2 separate regions of the Homo sapiens genome follow, and region 1 is linked to region 2. The links are chromatin loops, found by intact Hi-C in ENCODE. Cell type or tissue: PC-3. All regions are shown on one strand. Each heading gives the region's core, and the rest is flanking DNA. Links, peaks and the distances in the headings are about the cores only. Region 1 overlaps LINC01412 (long intergenic non-protein coding RNA 1412). Region 2 has its middle 23 kb from the start of TEX41.

Region 1 (5,387 bases), core at 178-5,177, 90 kb after region 2:
TTTCTATGCAATCAACATGCACATTTGAACTGTTTTCAAATGTAATGACAATTTTTATGAGCAATCTTTTTGACAATGAATGAAGCTGACACAACATTGCATTTGTTTATATTTGTTAATCTGAGTTTTGTAGTTTTTGTCATTTGCAACCAATATAATTATAATCAGGTCTTAAATATTTTCCTAAGTCCATGAAACCTATAAACTCTGGAGTGCTTTTCTTCTTAATGATGACATGGCCCCACCCACATCAGCCCCACATATCATTTTCACCAGAGACCTGGTCCAAAAGTCTCTGGAGACTGAGCCACCAAAAACCCAACCCAGCGGTGGGCACTGTGAAATACTGCCTTGTCTTCTCTGGTTGAAATCTGGTGCTGGCTAGTCTTCTGTCAAGTGGGCCACATGCGGATGGAAGTGATACTTTCTCTAAGCCCTCCAAACTCCTCAATGCCTGGTAGCTACATTTGGCTGCTTGTTTGGAATTTTTTTTTTTACATCTTTTAAATAAAGTCCTTTCGAGGTCCAGTTGGACATTAGAGGAATAATATGTAACTGACCACATTCCCTTTCATTCACACATACACACACACACACACACACACACACAGACACACACACACACACACACAAAGCACTCAGAGGAAATAGTCTTCAGAATAGATACAATGCATAGCTCTTAACATCTCATATTCAGTCTTTAGAGGCTTCTCAAAGGCAACTACTGCAGCTAGTAGCCCTGGATCCCCACCAGTAGTGAATTATGCTGGGGCCAGAACTCTCCTAGTCCACCACTTCCAATGCTATAGACTCCCATCCTTTCTACTGTACCACTTTAATGGTGAAATGTCTGGAAAATTTGGAAAATTGTGGGAGTAATTACGGCATATGCATATAATTTAAAATTCCATGGAGATTTTTCAATATTTACAATTCTAATTTCCTTGTGGATGACACTGAATTTCTAAAGCAATGGCACCATTAATCCTTAAAATCTATACCTTACATTGGGATCTCATGCTTTGCCTCTATAAGCATCTCCCTAATCCAGTCTCTCACTTTATGCATTTAATATTGGTTGAGCACCTGTCTGTGCCAGGGACCATTGTTGAATCCTGGTGAGTACAGTAGACCCAGTCCCTGGGAACAAAAAGGGCAACTATTGTGACCCATTGTAGTGTTTTATTTATGTGCTTCTGCAAGACTAATTTAAGCCTATTTTACTACAACCCAATCCCATTGCTTTTTGTTCTGCCCTCAGAGTAGGTAAATAGCAGCCAGTCACTATTCTCTCCCAGATAGCTTTCCTGATACTTGAAATGCTCAAGTTCTTTTCTCTTGTTCAAAATAAACATATTTTTTCTGCAAAGAAAAGAATATTACATTTGATGTGTGCAACAAGCCAGTATAACTCCTTTGCCGTGTCATCACATTGTCATTGATATGAAAATATGGAATATAAATTTTCAGTCACATTGAAAGGATAAAGCAAAAGATAGTCCCATGTGATCAGCCAGTTTCTTAAGCATTAATCTATACACTAAACCTGATATTCTAAGAAAATGTTCTATAATGGAAGAAAAATTTTGCATCACTGCGCTAGCTGAGGGAAAAATAACTAATAGTCTTTATCCCTTATGACTCATATCAGAGTGCCCTGCCCCCAAAGAAATCAAGACACACTGTCACTGAACCACATTATTATCCCTTAAGAAGACTATAAAATGTGTACATCATTCATTCGTTGACATTGAACTTGTGCCAAAACTATTAAGAGCTCATATTAATAGATATCCCAAACGTGTAGGAATGAATACAGAATAAAACACAAAATGAAATTGGTATTCACTACTAATTTGTCTTTTATAAATGATTAAGTAAAGCATTTGAAGGAAATAAAAGGGCAATAAATAGCCTTTTATCACAAACTGGGGGATTTCTCTTACTCCAGGCTTGCATACAACCAGTTTAGAAATATGCATAATTGCCTATGGTCAACATCATATCACTGCCAGATCACACATTAAACAGATAACCACTATTATTATAAAAGCAACTTCCTTGACCTCATATTTTGGTCTGGCTAGGAATTCCTGTATTTTCCCAGATCGGCTGTTGCATAGTGCCAATCTTGTGCTGTGCATGTCAATTTGTACCAGTGGAAGTGACCGATGCCTCACAGAACTTACTCTAAAACATGCTTATATGCATATGAATAGCATAAGTTCAAGAAATATGATCATAGTTGTTCTTGCAGTGCTTTTTAAAATCTGAAGTCTATGTGTTGGTTTGTGTTTTTTTTTTATTATAGCTAAGGTACAGTGTGTGTTATTTGGCAGCTGAATTTGACATGAAAACATAAAAGGTTTGGGCAACCACATATTTGGAAATAGAAATCTTTCCTGAAAACATGGCTTTGGTTTTTAAACACAGCTAAATTTCTGGAAACTTCAATTTGTTAAAGACAGCCAAGACTTCAATCATATTTAACATATTCCTGGGGTTTACATATAGTGTTTCAAAGTAATAAACAACATCTTGTTTGGAGTAGCACGAAGAAAATGAGGCAAGCACTTCTTTAGAGTAAAAGCTCTACTTTTAAAAATAGTTTGGAGACTCATTCTTATGTTGGTAAAATCACAAAACACTATTCAGCAAACAAAACATGATGAGCTCAATTCAAGTTGGTAAACATTTTTAGCTGGCTTCATTTGTAGTAAGAATTTTAATGTAACCATGACTTCAGGAATGCATCCCTTATAATGGAAACTTAAGGGGTAAAACTTTTTTGTAATTGTTAATAAGAACAATGGTGTTACATTTGCACTTGAAAATCAGAGGAGATGTGATGACAACAGTAAATTGATTGTTAGAACAATTTTTAAAATCACATTACAGTGCACTAAAATGCATCTGTATTTAGTCACTAACACTCTCACTGCAATGACCAAAAAGCCTCAGGCCTGTTTCACCAGCAGAAAATAGTCTCTTTCCAAAGGTAGGGTCTATACATACTGTACCTCCAGCACATGAAACTTGCATGCAAGCTGTAAATCCTTCACATGCTTTTGCCTCATTGGTCCAAATATGAGTGATGTCTAAAAACCCTTAAGTCACTTAGTAAGAATAACAAACACTTTCCAAGAAGCAAAACATGATGAGTCAAAATAAAACCATCCAAGGAAAGAAAGACATGGGGAGCTTTCTCTATGCTTTGTATAAGACGTCAGGTCAAATTTCACTTAATCATGCTCCTCAAACAGGGACTCAGAACAGAACATTCTTCATAAGAACACTCATGGACGCACATTCACATAACGTATGGCAAATCATCTACTTATTAAACATACAAACATCTTGCTCCTGTGATTAATATTCCTTTATTTTGACTTTATGTTATTCCTAATTTTCAGGCAATACATATTTTGATAGGTAAAACATAATAATTCATCAAAAAATTGAAAAGTTGGTGACATGTTATTCTCCTTTCTCACCACCTGTATTCAAAACTACTATTGAAGTGGACCTCAGAATAGAAAGACCTTGGGTCCAAGTTTGCCTGGGACAGTCTTGATTTGAGTCTCTTTACCTGAAGCAATTAATAATGCCTCTGTTCCAGCTCAAAAGTCTTCCAATTTGGATGATAAACTATATGGCTACTTTTCTTTCTTTCTTCCTTCCTTCCTTTACTTTCCTTCCTTCCTTCCTTTCTTTTCCCTTTCTTTCTTTCTCTCTCTCTTTCTTCCTTTCTTTCTTTTTTCTTTTTTCTTTTTTTCCTTCTTTCTTTTCTTTCTTTTTTTTTTTTCAGAGTTATACTCTGTCACCCATGCTAGAATGTGTGCACTGGCACAATCATAGCTCACTGAAGGCTCAAATACCTGGTCTAGCAATTGTCCTACCTCAGCCTCCCAAGTAGCTGGGACCACAGGCACATGACACCATGTCAGGCTAATTTTTTATAGAGACAAGATCTCCCAGCGTTGCCCAGGCTGGTCTCAAACTGCTGGGCTCAAGTGATCCTCCTGCCTCGCCACCCTTCCTTTAAGGTAATGGATGACACTTACTTGATACAAATTCCAGAGCACCAAGCATATTTGCCTTGAGTATTTCCCTGAACTACACAAGAGAGTCTGAACTCTCCCAGCTATAGTACAAGTTCCTTAGTACTGATTACATTTTTATTTAACTGTATGTCCCATGAACTAGCACAGTGTTCAGCATATAGCAAATGCTAAGTAAATGTTATTCTGGTATATCAACTCTCCAGCCCTATATCAGAATTTAGTTTACAGGGATCTTGATTGCCTTTCCCTTCTACAAGATAGCACACTGATCCACTATATTGATGGTATTACACTGACTGGACCTAGTGAGGGAAAAGTAACGACTACTTACTGGTAAGACATTCGCATCTCAGAAGGTGGGAAATAAATCCAATTAAAAATCAGGGACATTCTCCCTTAATGAAATATCTAGGCATCCAGTGGTAGGGAGCATGCCAAGATATCCCTTCTAAGGTAAAGAATAAGTTGTTGCATCTGGCCCCTACTACAACCGAGAAAAAGGCACAACATTTATTGGGCCTATTTGGATTTTGGAGGCAATAGATTTCTCATTTGGGTATGTTATTACTCTAGCCCATTTACTGAGTAACCCGAAAAGCTGGTAGTGTTGAGTGAGACCCAGAATAAGAGAAGGCTCTGCAAGAGATTTAGGCTGCCATTCAAGCTCCTCTGACACTTGGACTATGTGATCTGGAAGATCTAATGGTACTTAAAATGTCAGTGGCAGATAGAGATGCTGTTTGAGCCTTTGGCAAACCCCCATAGGGGAATCAAGGATCAAGCTTTTAGGATTTTGGAGCAAGGCCCTGCCATCATCTGCAGATAACTACTCTCCTTTGAGAGAGAGAGCCCTTGGCCTTAAAGGAAACTGAATGCTAGACCTTGGGCCATCAAGTTACCAGAAGACCTGAGCTACCCATCACGAACTGGGTTTCAGCTGAGCCATCAAGCCATAAAGTTGGGAATGCACCACAACACTCCATCATCACATAGAAGTGGCACACAACATCATGAGGCCTGAGCAGGCCCTGGAAGCATAAGTAAGTAACATGAAATGGCCCGAATGTCCATGGCCCCCACTGCTGCTATTCTACCTTCTCTCTTCCAGCATGCACCTGTGACCTCACAGGGAATTCTCTACAAACCAGTTTACCAGAAAATAGAAGACTCAGGGCTGGTTTACAGGTGGTTCTGTATGAGATTCAGGCACCACACAAAAGTGGACAACTACAGCACCACAAGCCCTCTCTAAAACATCCCTGAAAAACAGTGGTGAAGGGAAATTCTCCCAGTGGGCAAAACTTTAGACAATGCACCTGGTTG
Region 2 (5,387 bases), core at 329-5,328:
TTTGTTTTTTTGAGACAGAGTCTCACTCCGTCGCTTAGGCTGCAGTGCAGTGACACTGTCTCGGCTCACTGCAACCTCTGCCTCTCGGGTTGAAGGGATTTGTGCCTCAGCCCCCAGAGTAGCTGGGATTACAGGCTTCCACCACCACCCACTAATTTTTTTTTTTCATATTTTTAGTAGAGACGGGGTTTCACCATGTTGGCCAAGCTGGTCTTAAACTACTGACCTCAAGTGATCTGCCTGCCTTGGCCTCCCAAAGTGCTGGGATAACAGGCATGAGCCACCACACCCAGCCAGTAATAATAAAAAATTTTAAATAGAGAATATTACTGAAGATATTCTTTATTTTGTCATACAGCGTCCTCACTATGAGAACTTATGGAAAAAAATACTCTCAGGACTCAGGATTAAAAATTATTGAATTTCTTCCAATTAATTGGGTTTTAAAAATGTTTCAGATGCTATTAGACATGTAACTGATCTTGTTTCTCTCTTTGAGTTGGCTGCTAGCAAGTTCAAATTGAATTTGAGACTTACCACAAATAACTATGTAATAACCTCATAAATGTATTTTATGTAATGAACTTTACCCAGCTTAATCTTTTCTTCCTCTTTTTTCCCTTTGCCATTTCCATATTTTTTATCTTGTCCGTGTATTATTGAAAGTAGCATTCAATGACTGATTCTAGAATAAAGCAAGCTATAAATAAATATTAAAATTAATTGGAATAAACCCAAATTAATTTGAGTTTTTCCTAAGACAAAAATAATTTAAAAGGTGAAATATACGGTGAAAAAGAACACATTCCAAATACTAACTTATTTGTTCTCAATTAATGGGAATAAGTAAATAAAAATGATATGACACAGGACATTTGTAAAGCTAAATTGAATTCTCATGTAATTTTAAAGCCTGAGGGAAGCCTTTGAAGCAGTGAAGTTTCTGAAAACTTCTGTATGCCCTATAATGAATGAAAAAGAGAAAACAAAGGGATTAGCATTACCACTTGCTTAAGATATCTAAAGGCTATCAAATAGCAGAAGGAATAGACATTCCATGCTCAGAATCAAGATTTAATATCAATTGGTATAGAATATTACAAGACAGAATGAAAAGAACCAACAACCCAATATGACCCATACTGAGAAAGAATATCCCATTCTCAACTCTCCATTATCAGAAATGCTCCAAAAGCTATGGTATATCATGAGTTAGGGATCTGTAATAAGAATCCCAGCACTTAGTAGGAAGTTGGCTCCAAGAACTACATTTTCTTCCATCTAACTCCAAAATCCTAAGATCAGTGATTTCATACATGGTCTATTTTTAATAAAGAAAAATACTGGCATTATCTTATCAAAATTGGACTCACTCAAGGAGTTCTAAAAGTTGTAATAATTTTACAAGTAGAGCTATTTAGGAAGGAGTTGGACAAGACATCGTAATGAGTCTATGTCGGCACCAGTTGTACACCAAAACTTTCTTTATGCAATCTTGCCGAATAACACAGTCACAAAACCTAGGATTTTGATAAGCATACCATATTTCACCTTATTAATTTTAAAAATAGGCAACTGGAGAAGTTACTAGTCCCAAGACTGCAATTGGAGATGTAGCCATATTACCTTCCAAAGAGTCAGAAAATCATGACAACCATCATCCAAACACTCATTTCAAGCCGTTTGTGGTTTCTCAATATGCAGTCACCACATGTCTCCTTATGCAATCTCCAGACATCTAGTTTCTGAATCTCATCCTAAAAGGCATAGGATGACCCTGTGGCTCTTTGGGTGATGACTGTCAATGTGGTTCCAGAGTCACATAACTTTAAGGCCACATCCATGCACCTTGGCCATTGCCACAACTAAACTCTTTTCCCACTCACACACTACTGAGCTACATTTCCATATGGCAGGATGGCAGGATTTACCCAGTCATCTCTCTGCAAACATGTCTACTATATCATGCTGCCTTTGATTCTTGGATTTTCTTTCAAATGCATGTGCACTCTGTTTAGTAGATGAGATCATTATTCTTTACTCTCTTTCCCTGAGGGATGACAGACTACTGCAACAAAAACTGAATAGTCCCTCCATGTTATTTCTGGCTTTCCCAGTGACATGCTCTGTAACTGTAGTCAAGTCATTCACCCTCTATGAACAAGGACCTTCAGTGGTAAACTGGCGTTTGTTAGTTTCACCAGATCATATTCAAAAAACACTGAAGTCTGTACTTGAAAGTTCCTGTGGACGTGGGAATGTATTATTCTTATTATTGTTGTTGTTTCTGACTAATACAGCTGCAGAACTTGAGGATTTAAGATCTCCCCATGGATTTTACTGTGGCCTCCAGAACCTGAGATTTAATTTTAAAAGAATTAAATTTCCAGTCTGCTTTACAGGGGTGACTGTGAGAATGTGCGCTGACAGACTGTTGTCTTCAGAGGCAATATCCAGACACACTAAGACAGTGCCACAGCTTGAATGGGGGTGACCCTTTCCCATTCATCTTAATGGAGTGTTAAACTTGAAGCCTAATTAGGTCCACTTAAATGCCAGCATTATTATACTTTTCTCTGCTTATCTTCATACCAGAAACAATCAACTAATGCACCCATTTAATCTGGGTGCGTGCTACGATCCCATCCAGACACCCTGTCATTTTGATAGCCTGCTTTGCAGTCATAAAAGTACAAGTTTTAAACTTGCACTTTGGTTGTTTTTAATTATCCACATAATTAGATTACTTTCTACTACCTTGAAAATTTAGAGGTGAGACTGTATACACACATATATGATGTTTGTAAGCCAGTAGGGCCTGATCGCCATTCCCATAATGAGAAACTGATACCAAACTTGCTCCTAGGATAACAAACTGTTAAATGAACGATTCCATTCCTGTCTCTTAGAGAAGGCTCACAGATTTACAGTTTATCCATCACATATGTGTCCAAGCTTTCTACATTCCCTTTCTGATTCATCATTGCTGCCTGAACTCCATTTTAATTTTTAATTCCTAAAACAAACCTTGGATGAAGCAGAATTTCAATATATATAAATCTTCACTTGTCTATTTTGTACCTAGTAGTAGTATCCAGATCTAACTAAGCCCTTAATATAAAGTCCTTGGCTACCTTATAAAATATCTCGTAAAAGTGTATTTATTTACTCAGGCCTATAAGATTAGTCTGTTTTCCTTTAGTTGTCTCTGTGCCAAGGTGGCATACAAGAAACATTTTAGAAGTTTATCATCTAGGCTTGTAGATAAAGACATTAGTTATTGTCTTCAAGATGGAACAAATGCCTCACATTTCTCCCTACATACTCCTCCACCTCCAGTCATACACCATGCACCCCAGGCATCTGAATGTCCAATAACATACGGCTGGAAGGAACACTTTCCAAAGGTGTCTGTAATAGACATTACTAATGCCCACCTTGGTTTTCCAACCCCTCCTACACACACAGAAAACTATATTTCCTAGACCCCTTCATAGTTGGGTGAGACTATGACTAAGTCTGACCAGTGGATTGGGGCACTTTCGTGAGGAAGTACTTAAGAGCCAATATGTAATCCTCAATGCGCTCCTGCTCTGCTCAGACAAACCCTGAAGCCCCATGCTGAGAGAAAAGTGCCATGAGACGGAAGCAACTGGAATGCTGGATCCCCACACAGAGAACCCCTGGAGAGATTCCTGGGCCAGCAGAAGCTTTGCATGACTAAAAATATACTGTTTCGGTTAACCATGGAGATGTTCATGTTTTTTGTTAGTACAACATTAGTTAGCCTATCTGATTTAACACAGTGTCTCAGAATCGATTTCCAGGGTAGGGAATGATAGTTTACGCCTGTAATCCCAGCGCTTTAAGAGGCCAAGGCAGGGAGATCACTTGAGGCTAGGAGTTCGAGACCTAGGCAACATAATGAAACCCTGTCTCTCTACAAAAAATGAAAAAATTAGCTGGGCATGGTGGCTCATGCCTGTAGTCCTAGCTACTCAGGAGGCTGAGGCAGGAGGATCACTTGAACCCAGGAGTTCAAGGCTGCAGTGAGCTATGATCGTGCCACTGCACTCCAGCTGGGGTGACAAAGCAAAACCCTGTCTCAAAAAAAGAAAAAAAAAGAATTAATTTCCAATCCAAATCTCATTAGATGGACACCCATATATAATTGTCATTACTGCCTTCTTCCAGGGAGCCAGTGAAGATGCAGAAGTCACTCCAGACTGCCGGCCAAGCTCTGATTTTGCTCTTCATCATTGACTCCCTTGAGTCTTATACTGTAATCTTGAAAGAAGTGAATTAAGTAATATCACAGGCTGTTCTTTTCCACCAAGAGAGAGACTTGGAAGACAATGGTTGCTCATAAGGCTCAAGACATTTTCCAGAAAGAGAGAATTAACATTCAAAAGCAGGCCAGAGTCAAAGAGTGGGGAAAATCCCATCGATAAAACCCTAAAATTCAGATTTGCATTATCCAAGCAGGCACAGGAGCAAATGCCCATTAGCCATCTACAGAAATAGGGCACTATCCAGAGTCATTTAGGAGGATTGAAAACAACCCAAAAAAAGTGGTAAATAACCTTTAAAGGGTATATGTTAATAAAAATGTCAAATTATATCTGACCTGAGCTAAGCAGTATGTTTATTGAGCCTTTTAGGTAGTACTTGCAAATATTAAAACTCTTTAAATAGTTGCTCTGACAACTTTGAATGGTAAAGAGCTAATTTTTACTTTGACAGAGATGTATTTATTGTGTTTACATTAAAACAGGTCACATGGTCCTAAATGGCTTCTGAGGTAGGAATTAGTTTCCTATTTACAGTTATGCAAATTCCCTAGCTGATCCACAGATACTGATGAGATCCAGCAGGGTCTTAGGAAGGAAAGTAAGCCTCAGGGAGCCTTAGTAAAGGAAGGAGGGAAAGTATGAGACAGAGATTAAGGAGAAAGCTGTGATGATGAAGAATGGGCAGTCCACAGGGTTAAGGAACCCTGAGAGTTAACTAACAGGAAGGATCTGCTTGGCTGGTCCTGAGATTGCAAGCCAGGAAGACCATGTGCTTAGTGAAAGGCAGTGCCCACGGTGGAGTCATTTGGAACTGGGAAAGCAATTCTCCAGCTTACCAGGTCTGTGAGCTTAGACGAGTCAGGCTTCCCATCAGCAAAATGGGGATAAAAATACCTCCCTCACAGGATTAGTGTAGGGATTAAAATTTGAATAAAGCCATGAATGTAATGTCCCTGGTACACTGACTATACACAGTAAGTTTTCAGTTGATGTTAGCTATTATTAGATTCTCATGCTCTGTTGATTTAACATGTTAACTAAATAATAATAGTAATGATAGTATTGCAGATGAGTCCCCTTAATGATTGTATTTCC

Evidence for each region. Peaks named below come from ENCODE experiments on the same cell type or tissue, not always from the same donor. Only the 100,000 strongest peaks of a DNase experiment are listed, where the experiment ranks them.
Region 1: it touches region 2 in a loop (2.0-fold over the local background); 2 of 110 quality-filtered maps call a loop at or near these places.

The regions. Positions count from the first base shown.
Region 1 is chr2:144,551,317-144,556,703 of GRCh38, reverse strand. The region is part of intron 1 of LINC01412 (long intergenic non-protein coding RNA 1412); the gene reads right to left. Among named protein-coding and RNA genes, the nearest start is that of LINC02993, 30 kb to the right of the region's middle. In PC-3, for the core only: no CTCF peak of the experiment used is centred there; DNase peaks (open chromatin) are centred at 1,703 and 3,183; H3K27ac peaks cover 1,434 bases.
Region 2 is chr2:144,641,957-144,647,343 of GRCh38, reverse strand. No RefSeq gene overlaps it. Among named protein-coding and RNA genes, the nearest start is that of TEX41, 23 kb to the left of the region's middle. In PC-3, for the core only: no CTCF peak of the experiment used is centred there; a DNase peak (open chromatin) is centred at 3,243.